Linked DNA regions of Homo sapiens: region 2 is linked to region 1. A link is a contact called in ENCODE Hi-C or POLR2A ChIA-PET data. All regions are on one chromosome and are shown on one strand. Each heading gives the region's core, a stretch centred on a gene start or an enhancer-like site at or near the end of the contact. The rest is flanking DNA. Distances are from core to core; before and after follow the strand shown. Region 1 has its middle 40 kb from the start of LDLRAP1. Region 2 overlaps MAN1C1 (mannosidase alpha class 1C member 1).

Region 1 (5,372 bases), core at 1,704-4,203:
ATCAACCTCGCTGCAGGGATGGAGTGGATAATTGGGAGCAGTAGCACACATCTACCACCATCCCCCGACTTTGACTTGAGAAGCTGGGACATGGACTCACTCAGCCACGGGCCCTGCTGAGCAGCTCCTGCCTCCAAACTGCCCATGCTGGCTGGCTCCTGTCTTTCCCATATGGCCTCTTCAGCCCTCTCGACAGCCCCATATGTGCATGCCCCGTCTCTTTTCATTCAGTTCCTCTTTGGGCTTATACTGGCCGCAGTCAGCTTCTGTGGCTTGCAATAATAATAATTTAAAAAACCCTCATAAGCTGACACATAGTAACCACAAATTGGGGTGATGCTAGCAGAATTCCTTTTTGGAAACGAGAGGGCTAACAATTTATATTTGCAGACAGTGCGATAAATGTGGTTGACAAGGGGAATCCAGGACAAGGGCCTGGAAGGAAGCCCAGGGGCCAGAAGAAGAGACACGAGGGTCTCCACAGGGGAGGTGGGAAGACAGCAGAGACCAACTTTGCTCATATCTCCACTTGGCCAGCTAAAAACATTTGAAGTCCTAGCCCCAGCCCCAGCCCCCAGACACCTGCATGCATCCTCTGAGGTCCCAGGCCCCAGCAGGATGGAGGCTTCCTCTTACTCCCCTCTAGTTCCCAGTTTCTCAACCCTGACTGCATATTAGAAACCTCTGGGGAATTCAAACAAACAAAGCCCGGGTTCCTCCCCAGCCCAGTTAAATCAGGCGCTCTCAGGGTGGGCCCTGGCCATGGGCATTTTTAAGAGCTCCCCAGGTGACTCTAATGAGCAGCCAGGGTTGAGACCCACTGCCCCACTTCTCCTGAACTCTGCAGTGCGTGGAGAGGCCAAGGGACTGGGAGCAAAGCCAGAAACAGGAAAACGTAGGCACTTTACAGCCTTAGGTTCCTATTTAGCAGCTTCCAGACATATTTTGTTTGATCTGCAGATAATACATTTGAGCTAACATTTAAAAATTGGGAGATTTCACATTATCCAGATTCCTTTTGTTTTTGGTTGAAAAATCTCAAGTTCTGGCATCTCAGGGCTTCTGCAACACATGACTTACACAGATGACAGGCCGAGTCCTCACAGGTAACCATCTATTCCTCGGTCCTAAATCCCTTTCTTGAGCACTCGGCCAACTGTGATCCCACTAGACCCCTACGCCTAGGCAGATACCTCAGCAGGACCAACTGAGGGGCCAAGTGCCAGCTGGGGGCTTTCTCCTCACCCCACGCTGCTCACTCCAAGTTCCTCTTTGGGTTGGTTTTTATTATTTTGGAGTTGTTGTTTTGGCTTTTAGTCACATTTAAAATGTGTTTTAAAAATCATTTTTTTGTTATATGAATTTTAGATAATTTGGAATATACAGTAAAGTATAAAGAAGAAAATGAAAATCACCTATCATCTTAACTGCCTTTTGGGTTCTGAATACACAAAGATTCTACGATGTTCTGAAAGGAAGTCCCCACTTCAGTGTGATGGAAGCCCTGGAAGCCTCCAGTGGGAACCATTTGTTCCATTGCTTTTTTCCTTTTTTTTTTTTTTTTTTTTTTTTGAGACAGAGTCTCACTTTGTCACCCAGTCTGGAATGCAGTGGTGTGGTCTCAGCTCACTGCAGCCTTGACCTCCCAGGTTCAAATGATCCTCCCACCTCAGTCCCCCAGATAGGTGCGACTATAGGCACACTACCACACCCAGCTAATTTTTGTATTTTTAGTAGAGATGGGTTTCCCCATGTTGCCCAGGCTGGTCTTGAACTCCTGAGCTCAAGCGATTGGTCCACCTCAGCCTCCCAGAGTGCTGGGATTACAGGCGTGAGCCACCCTACCCAGCCTGTTCCATTTCTTAAAAGTCAGGACATTCAACACTTTCAAAAGGCTGATCCATCTGACCTTTAATATTTGTCAGAGACAGACTCTGAGAACCCACCTTATTTTTTAGATCTGCATTTCTTCCTAATACATAATAACAAAAATTACAACTAGAAAGAAATCTTTTGGAAAGAACCTCTGCTGGGTGGCAGGCGGGGAGCTGGCAGCTGGAGGTGAAACAAGACCTCTGGCTCAGGTTGCATGTGCCCTCTGGTGGCAGCTGGGGGGTGGCTTTGGGCAGGGCTGTGTCAGCCCTCACGCTCAAGCCAGTGGTTCTCAAGGTGGGGCCCAGCCTCACTTGGGAATGTGTTAGAAATGCAGTTTTTCAGGCCCACCCCCAGACCTCATGAATGAGAAACTCTGGGGTGGGACCCAGTAATCTGTGTTTTCGCAGGTGACTTCAGGCTGTTCTGGTGAACAAGTTTGAGAATGATTGTTCTAAGGAAGTATGGGCCTGGTACTGGAGAAATGTGCCAACACGGCCTAGGGCTCCAGGAGCAAAACCCTGTCCTCCGTGCAGAGGAGGACAGGGAAGGGAACGGCGAAGAACAGGATCCAGGATATGCTGGTGCCAGGCCAAACGTGGCTCATGGAGGTCCCTGCCCACACTCACCTGCACCTCCCTCTCAACCCGAAGGCTGCAGAGCTGGGAAGCGGGCAGAATGGACCTCTCTCAGAGCAACCGGTCCAGGCTCCTTCGGACGGGGTTTAAAAGGCCCTGCCACGTGTGTGAAGCTAAATCTGGGATTCTTAGGAGAAAAATCAGGGTATCACAACAGAGTGGTCCCAGAACCCTAGAAAGCCCATCCTGAGGGGAAATAAGACTTGAACCTCAAGCAAAGACAGGAACCAAAAGCAAACGTTGAGATGGAACAAACAGAAACACTTAAAATATGCTCAAGGAGGGAGGAGAGAAAAGAAGTGTGGCCCCCTTGGTCAGATGGAAAGGAATTCTCTGAGACATTCAATCACCCAGATACCTTCCAGGAGGAAATGCTTTATAATTCAATTACTGTCAACAGAAAAAATCCCCACACTGACTCACAACGCAGCAGTACTGGCTCTTGTGGAAGTTGGTCTAAGGCTCCAGAGGGATGAAGCATGGACAGGCCCCCAGCAGGCCCCTGCTGCGAGGCTTCCAAGACAAGTGATTGTTCGCAGCACATCTAGCTGGTAAAGACATCTTTTTGCACCTGGCTAAATCAAGCAGGAGTTTGTAGAGAAAATCTGACAAAAAAGCAAGGTTTCAGACAGGCAGATGGGAGATGTCATAGTAAATATGTTACTTCAAATTTATCCCTCTCCTTCTAGAAACAATTCTGTTTATACTTGTCATTCTAATAATACTATTACAGAGATGCTCTGATTCAGTCAAGACACGGTATTTCAGATTACATGTCTAATCTAAAACCTTAATCACTCAATAAGTATTTACTGAATACCTACTATGTGGCAGTCATTGTTCTAGGTTTTGGGTTACAGCAGTAAATAAACAAAAATCTTTGCCCTCATAGAGCTTACATTCTAATGGTGAGGAAACGTAATAAACAAAATAAGTAAAAAGGAGTAAGGCTTAGAGTTCATCTTCTGCATGGCCTCTCATCATTAAACTCTTTTTTTTTTTTTTTGAGACAGAGTCTTCCTCTTGTTGCCCAGGCTGGAGTGCAGTGGCGTGATCTTGGCTCACTGCAACCTGCCTTCTGGTTTCAAGCGATTCTCCTGCCTCAGCCTCCCGAGTATCTGGGATTACAGGCACCCACCACCATGCCCAGCTAATTTTTATATTTTTAGTGGAGACAGGGTTTCACCATGTTGGCTAGGCTGGTCTCGAACTCCTGACCTCGTGATCTGCCCACCTTGGCCTCTCAAAGTGCTGGGATTACAGGCGTGAGCCACCACGCCCAGCCCAAATTTTTAATTCTAAATTTTCAAAACCTGTGTATCAGCTTTTTTCTGGACTAGAAGAGAGAGGGTGACAATGTTTAGAGTCTTCATGTTAGGAAAGTCAGCTCAGGATGGGGCTTCTAAAATAATATGCAACTGAATTACCCATTCACATCTTGTAAAATGCAGATTCAGATGGGTCTGGGCAAGAGCCCGATGCAAGCTCACATAGGACACCGGTGCTGCTGGGCTGCAGTTGCAGACCATGTTTTTGAGTGTCACGAGTTTAGGAGTCAGGCTGTTAAGGATGCAGCAGCCCCAAGAGCAGGAATTCTTAGCCAGGTCCTGCCCTCCTCATGATTCCTTGCGGCAGGTCTGCGCTTCCACCTGGGGGCGCTGTAGATGGTTTTCAGGGTACCCTTTTGCATCATGTCACCCAGTCTCCATAGCAACTCTGTCAGGTGAGGAAACGGCACCCTAGAGAGGTTAAGGGCAATCACAGAGCCTGTGGAGGCAAAGCTGGGAGTTGACTCCCATCCCTGTCTGGAGGGCTTGGCTGGGCCCTAGGGCTCTGCATGAAGGATGAGGGGGATGCCTTTGGGCAAGTCCTGTGAGGCCTGGGAAGAGGCCAGCTCAGCAGTAAGTGTCTTTGAGAGTCATATATAGCCAGGCATTTATGGGGCTCAGAGGCCCTTTAATCTAAACAGGCCTAGCTACTCTGGCCAGTGGCTTGGGGGTAGGCTTCTGGTTTACCTCTTTAGTTCTCTGCTGTGGTGTGAATTTCAAAAGCAGCAGTGAGGGCAGCTGTCAGAAATGTTCAGCCCTCCCAGGTGGCTCTTCACAGCCCAGATTAACACAGGCAGGGGAGAGGGATGGCAGGAAAAAGGATTATGCCCTTCCTGCAGGCTGGGAGTCATGAGGAGTTGTTCATTCTCATTCCATAGGATCTCTTGGAAAGATTGCCACATAGACAGCTATTTCCTTATGTAAAGTTGGGAGATGTGTCAATAGAGAGAGGTTATTCGGCCAGTCAAAACACACTCAGCCCACTCGTCCTCTAAATATTTAACCATCTAGAATGGCAAACACTGCTTTATAGCATGTAATAAATTATGTACTGAGATGTGGAGCTGCTTTATGATGGTGTGAGACTCCATCTCAAAAAAAAAAAAAAGAAAAAGAAGCAATGAAACTTGAAGATCTGAGTTTTCTCTCTCTCCTAGTCTGTCCCCATTAGTGCATCATGATTATAGCCTTTTGATTTTCATAGTTAATTGCTGCTTTATCATGGGCCTAAAATAACAAAGACAACAACTGGAGATTTCCTTGGTGGAAAAGAAAGTGCCAATGAGAGTTCTGTAGGCAGACACATTCCTTCAGGGAAGGCAAAGGCGAAAGCCAAGGCAAGCCAACATGTTCCCCCTGGGGAATTCTGCTCATGATATTAAGTGTGGAGTGTCTGCAACAGACTTGATGGCCAAGACTCAGAAAGGCTATCTAGCAATAAGGACAGAGGGTGAGGTGCCAAGAGCAGAATTTTCCAAAACTAGAGCCAAGATCAATTGTAACAATGGCCAAGGGAGGCAGTTGGCTTCTCAGA
Region 2 (5,372 bases), core at 1,952-4,451, 170 kb before region 1:
AAGAAAAAAAAGAAAAAGAAAAATGTCATTCTTTTTGGAAATATACAATGAAGTATTTAAGGGTAGAGGACATTATATTTGCAACTTTCAAATTGGTTCACAAGACAATATGTATGTACATGTGTATACATATATTATACATACAGTGTGCATATATATGATATATATGTAAAGCAAATGAGTGAAAAACAGAGAGAGAAAGCAAACAGGGTAAAATTAATGTTAACGTTTGCGGAATCTGGGTGAAGGTAAACGTAAGATCCTTGCTAGATTTTTGTAACTTTTCCGTAAGTCTGAAATGCCTTTTTTTTTTTTTTTAACTCATTTAGGAAATTTTACTGGAGGCTGTTATTTTCACCCAAATTTATACATTACACAATTCTATTTTCCTTCACTTTTTATAAATTACAACAGAATGTGGCCATTGTCAGTCTCCCTGAAGTTCTTCTTAGCCCCCAGTTCCTCAATGGCCTGGATGGGTCTTCATGTCCGTCTCACCAAGCCTGTTCCCCACGCTGGTCAGAGAAGGAAGAAGTCTGGTGAACAAATTAGGAACTAGCTATTTTGGTTTCTCCTTTTATAATTATATTAGCATGCTCAAAGGAGGTGCCTGTTTTCTTCCTACTCCAAAAAAATTAAAAGGCTCCTTTGGTGGTTCTGAGAATTTTCTACAAGTCTCAGCTCAATTCAGGCTTCAGCCCTCATGCCCGCTTCTCCCACTTCTGGGTCACTCCCTTCTCTTGAACTCAGCTCTGTGCCCCTTCCTTCTCTCTTCTGCATAAATCCTTTCAGGTAATTTTAAAAACAAGGTTCACCTCTCTCTCTCTTGTCTCATCTCTCTCTCTCGTCTTGTTTCTCTCTCTCTCTCTCGTCTCCTCTCTCTCTCTTCTTGTCTCTGTCTCTCTACCTTTTAATGTATCAAAGGCACACAAGCTCGCTGAAGAAAAGCAGAAAAAGAGAAGGAAAACAACTGCCCATTATTTAACAACCACCATTCCCATTTTGGCGTCTTTCTCTGCAGGTACCTTTGTTTTTCCCTCTCATATTGTACCTTTGTTTCTTCCCATAATTATGACATATTCCAATTTTATTACAAAGGCTTTGTAAACATCACTTTTAATAGCTATATAATAGCTTAGAAAGTGGGTTCATCATCATTTACTTCACCTCCTTCCCATATAATTAGACATTTTGGTGATTTCTAGTTTGGGGCTATTGTAAATAATGCCATAGTGAACATCTCTGTGCACATAACATTTTGAATAATTTCCTTAGACCAGAGTTTCTAAGAAGTTGCTAAGAAAAAACTTTTAAAGTTATTAATATGTAACGCCCTTTTAAGAGATTACAGCCAGACAGCATGTTTTGCCCACCACTGTGCAAAACTTGGTGAACAGGAAACTGTTTAACGATTTTGAGACAATACGGTAAAGTAGTTCACTTGGGGAGATAAAACTAACAAAATGAACAATCATCACTTATATTTGTGCAGCTCTTTGCATATTTTATCTCATTTGATTTGGCCAGTTCAGTGGGCTGGACAAGACAGATATTTGTTCCATTTGGAAATAATTATGCAAGGGCTAAAGTAGGAGATGTAAAGTAGTAAATAGGTATTAAAAATTGTGTTTACAAATGTTTCATGATAGGCAAAAATGCTCAGTATATATTATTAGGTGGAAAGGCAGAACACAAAATTACATAGTATGAAATTCACTGGCCTATGTATGAGTGTTTACAAAAAAGACTGAAAGAAAATATACCAAATTCTTAACAGCGGTTATGTCTGATAGAAGTTTAGTGATTTCTATCTTTTTCTTCTTATTGACCTATATTTTCTGAATTTTCTACAGTGAATATCTAGAAAGGTTTTGTGATGTGAAAAATACAGGTTGTTAAAATGAAAAACAAAAAGAAGACATCGTATGGTGCTACCCTTAAGTCAAAAGCAAGTGCCTGGGTGGTCAGCCATGGGGTAGGTCGGACCAAGTTAGGTTTTGATTAAAAAAAAAAAAAAAAAAAAAAAAAAAGGAGGTCTTTACAGCAGGGAGTCAGAGAGAAGGTCACCCAGCAAGAGAAACAACATCAAACAGAAGCACAGATCCAGAACTCCAGAGTCAAAGAGAATTTTAAGACCAGAAACATCATCTATTCTCAAAGCCACATTTTATAAGAATATAGACTCAGAAAGGGAAGGGACTTGCCTCGGCCAGGACACAGACACTAATAGCACAGAGATAACCATGTCTCTAAGAAACATGGGCCAGGGCAGTGCAGTAGCTGACTGGGGAAAGGGCCAGAGCTACAGCAAGAGATACTCAGGACAGGTGCAAGAACATGACAGTCGGAACCAATCAACATGAGAACTATGCACCAAAAGAAACTGTACCCCTGTCCCCACTAGGTTCTAGAAACGCGCAACAGGCAGTCATTGTGTGTGTGTACGTGTGTGTGTGTGTGTGTGTCCCTGCTAGAGATAGAGGGTGGCTCTAGATGGTCTCTGGAAGCCCCTCCCTTCCTGTAGCCTGTGATTTATAGATTCAAAGAGCACCTAACAATAGACCACAAAGCCTTCCCTTCACTCAAGTCTTGCAAAGGTGGAAAACAAAGCTCCAATGATAGAGAGATACAGGCAGAGCCATCGGAGCTGAATCCCAAGAAATCTCTTCAGTTCTTCCTCAAACAAAAGATGTTCTTGTCTACCTGAACAAATCAAAATGACACGGAATTTTTTAGTGCAAAATATTTACTAGTGTGAGGCAGAACATTATTATTTGGTTTAAGATTTTCTTTCTACCTGTCTCAGAGCTCAAGAGTTCTCTCCTGCAGAAAAGAGACTAGAATCGATCACCCAGGCACAGATGCCCACTCAGCTGAGGACCCCAGAACAATGAGATCAAGAGAGAAAGGATGCATTAGAGGAGGGGAGGACACGTGGGTGCCAGCAGACCACTCCCAGAGTGGAAAACTCCAAAGTTTGTGTTGGACAGTTCTCTGGGGGTACAACTTGGAAGGAAGGGGGTGAGCATTGAATATTGAGACATTCTCCCCCACTTTAAAAAATCACACACATACACACAAGGCTGGCTCTGGCAGTGACCCAGAACCACAGTTGCTACATTCAAAGCTGCCAAGGAAGGAAATGGATTTTCCCAGTCATTAAAGACAAGTGCTCACACCATGACGTGCAGCCTTACTGGCGTCTCCCAGCAGTGACACCTGGCCCCATTTGCAGGGGCCAAGTGGGAAGGGATTTGGTCTCTAACGATCCTGGGATCTAATGACTATGTAGACAGAGAGCTTAGAACATTGGGTTGATTTTTTTCTCCTCTTCCACTTTCAGCACAGTCCAAGGGAAGAGCTGACAGCTTGGCACCTAAAAACTATCCACGTTGGATTTTCTGATCCAGTTCCATTTATTGGGGCAACACAACATGACCTGGTTGGTGACCCCAGTGAGGCTCCTGCAAATACACAGCCCAGGTCTATCGCTCAGAAGCTGGGCACGGGTGGGGTTTGGTTGCCCGGGGAGGTGAAGCGGGGGAGTAGAAGGGGAGATGCTGCCTCCAACCCTCTCAGTTTCGGGTTTACTCAAGCTATTGAAAGGCCAATGTGGGAAATGAGCATATGATACAACTCCCACCCACCTGAGGTCCAGACAGCTCACCCACATCCTGCCCATGGGGTTTCAGGTTTGAGCAGTCTCAGGAATCGCATCCTGTCTGCAGCTGTTTCTAAGGCATCAGGGTCGAGAGTGTGGGCCATACAGGCAGAGAAACTCTCGCTGCTCAAAGTGCTCCAGGGACCAGGAGTAGGGCCACCCAGGGGGCACGTCAGAAACAGAGTACCTCAGTTCCACTCTCCCACCTGCTGAATCTGTAGCAGCAGTTTAACAAGAGCCCCAGGTGATTCAAACGCACATTGAAGCTTGAGAGGCTGCTCTAGGGCTCTGCCACCTTACTGGCTGTGTGGCCTTGAGTGAGTGACTTAACCCCTGTAAGTCTCAGTTTCCTCATCTGTAAAAGGACAGAAATACTTAATCCTTAGAATAACCCTAAGAGTAAATAACAGATGTAAAGTGTTGAGCACAATGGCTCGTATATAATATGTGCTCAATAAAAAGCAGCCATGGCATGGATGTGGTGAAAAGTGAACACTTTTACACTGCTGGTGGGAATATAAGTTAGTACAACCACTATGGAAAACAGTATGGAGATTCCTTAAAGAACTAAAAGTAGAACTATCATTTGATCCAGCAATCCCACACTGGGTAACCACCTCCCCCCCCCCCCGCAAAATAAGTCATTATATGAAAAAGACACTTGCATACACATTTATAGCAGCACAATTTGCAATTGCAAAGATACGAAACCAACCCAAGTGCCCATCGACCAATGAGTGGATAAAGAAAATGTGGCATATATACACCATGGAATACTACTCAGCCATAGAAAGGAATGAAATAATGTCCTTTGCAGCAACTTAGAAGGAGCTGAAGGCTCTTATTCTAAGTGAAGTAACTCAGGATTGGAAAACTAAATATTGTATATTCTCACTTATAAGTGGAAGCTAAGCTATGAGGACACAAAGGCATAAGAATGATATAATGGACTTTGGGGACTCAGAGTTGGGGGAAAGACTGCAGGGGTTGAGGGATAAAAGTCTACATATTGGGTACAGTATAAACTGCTCAGGTGACAGGTGCACGAAAATCTCAGAAATCACCACTAAAGAACTTATCTATGTAACCAAAAACTACCTGTACCCCAAAAACTACTGAAATAAAATGAATCAATCAATCAATAAAAAGCAGCCACAGGATACTGCTATCCTATTAACGTATCCACTAAAAGAGAAGTATCTCTCCATCCACTTCTCTTTGTACCACCACCATGAGCACCACCCTAATCCAAACCACTCCCATCTCTCCATGGAACTCCTGCGACTGCCTCCTGACTGGCCTAGATGGGTCCTCCCTGGCTTCCTACACTGCTCTCCACATTGCAGCCAGGGTGGTTATTTGAAGTGCAAATTTATTCATATCGCTCTGCTTCATCCCAAACACACACTTAAATAAACTCCTTCTTGAGGCCCATCAGGCCCAGGAAGTCACCCACTCACGCCTTCAGTCAGCTTATCCTCCCCATCTCTGCCACAGCCACACTAGCTTTCTCTCTCTTTTCCTCAAGGAACCATGCCTCCCCCTGCCACAGGGCCTTTGCACACAATAGTCCCGCTCCTTGGACAACTCCTCCCTCCTCTTTTTGCCTGGTGAATTCCACTCATCTTTCAGTGCCCAGGCTTGGTTGCCACTTCCAAGAGAGGTCTTCCCTTCAGGTTGAATCACCCTATTATGGAGGATTATTAAAGTC

The links. A loop is a pair of places that touch in the nucleus more often than their neighbours do. ChIA-PET counts read pairs that join two places held with the same protein, here RNA polymerase II (POLR2A). Pooled maps may share reads with other maps.
Region 2: a loop to region 1 is called in a pooled map, with 1.9 times the contacts of the local background. The contact joins two enhancer-like sites. A Hi-C loop is called at or near these places in 1 of 50 pooled maps. POLR2A ChIA-PET finds 5 or more read pairs at or near these places in 2 of 52 experiments (WTC11 and naive thymus-derived CD8-positive, alpha-beta T cell).

Annotation. Positions count from the first base shown.
Region 1 is chr1:25,500,717-25,506,088 of GRCh38, reverse strand. No RefSeq gene overlaps it. Among named protein-coding and RNA genes, the nearest start is that of LDLRAP1, 40 kb to the left of the region's middle. RefSeq lists enhancers at 1,894-2,459, 2,460-3,027. Within about 2 kb of position 2,953, at least 5 of the 41 ENCODE cell types and tissues checked have a DNase peak (open chromatin) inside an H3K27ac peak, as active enhancers do.
Region 2 is chr1:25,674,505-25,679,876 of GRCh38, reverse strand. All of the region lies in intron 1 of MAN1C1 (mannosidase alpha class 1C member 1), which reads right to left. Among named protein-coding and RNA genes, the nearest start is that of MAN1C1, 60 kb to the right of the region's middle. RefSeq lists an enhancer at 3,434-3,483 and a silencer at 3,564-3,633. Within about 2 kb of position 3,201, at least 4 of the 41 ENCODE cell types and tissues checked have a DNase peak (open chromatin) inside an H3K27ac peak, as active enhancers do.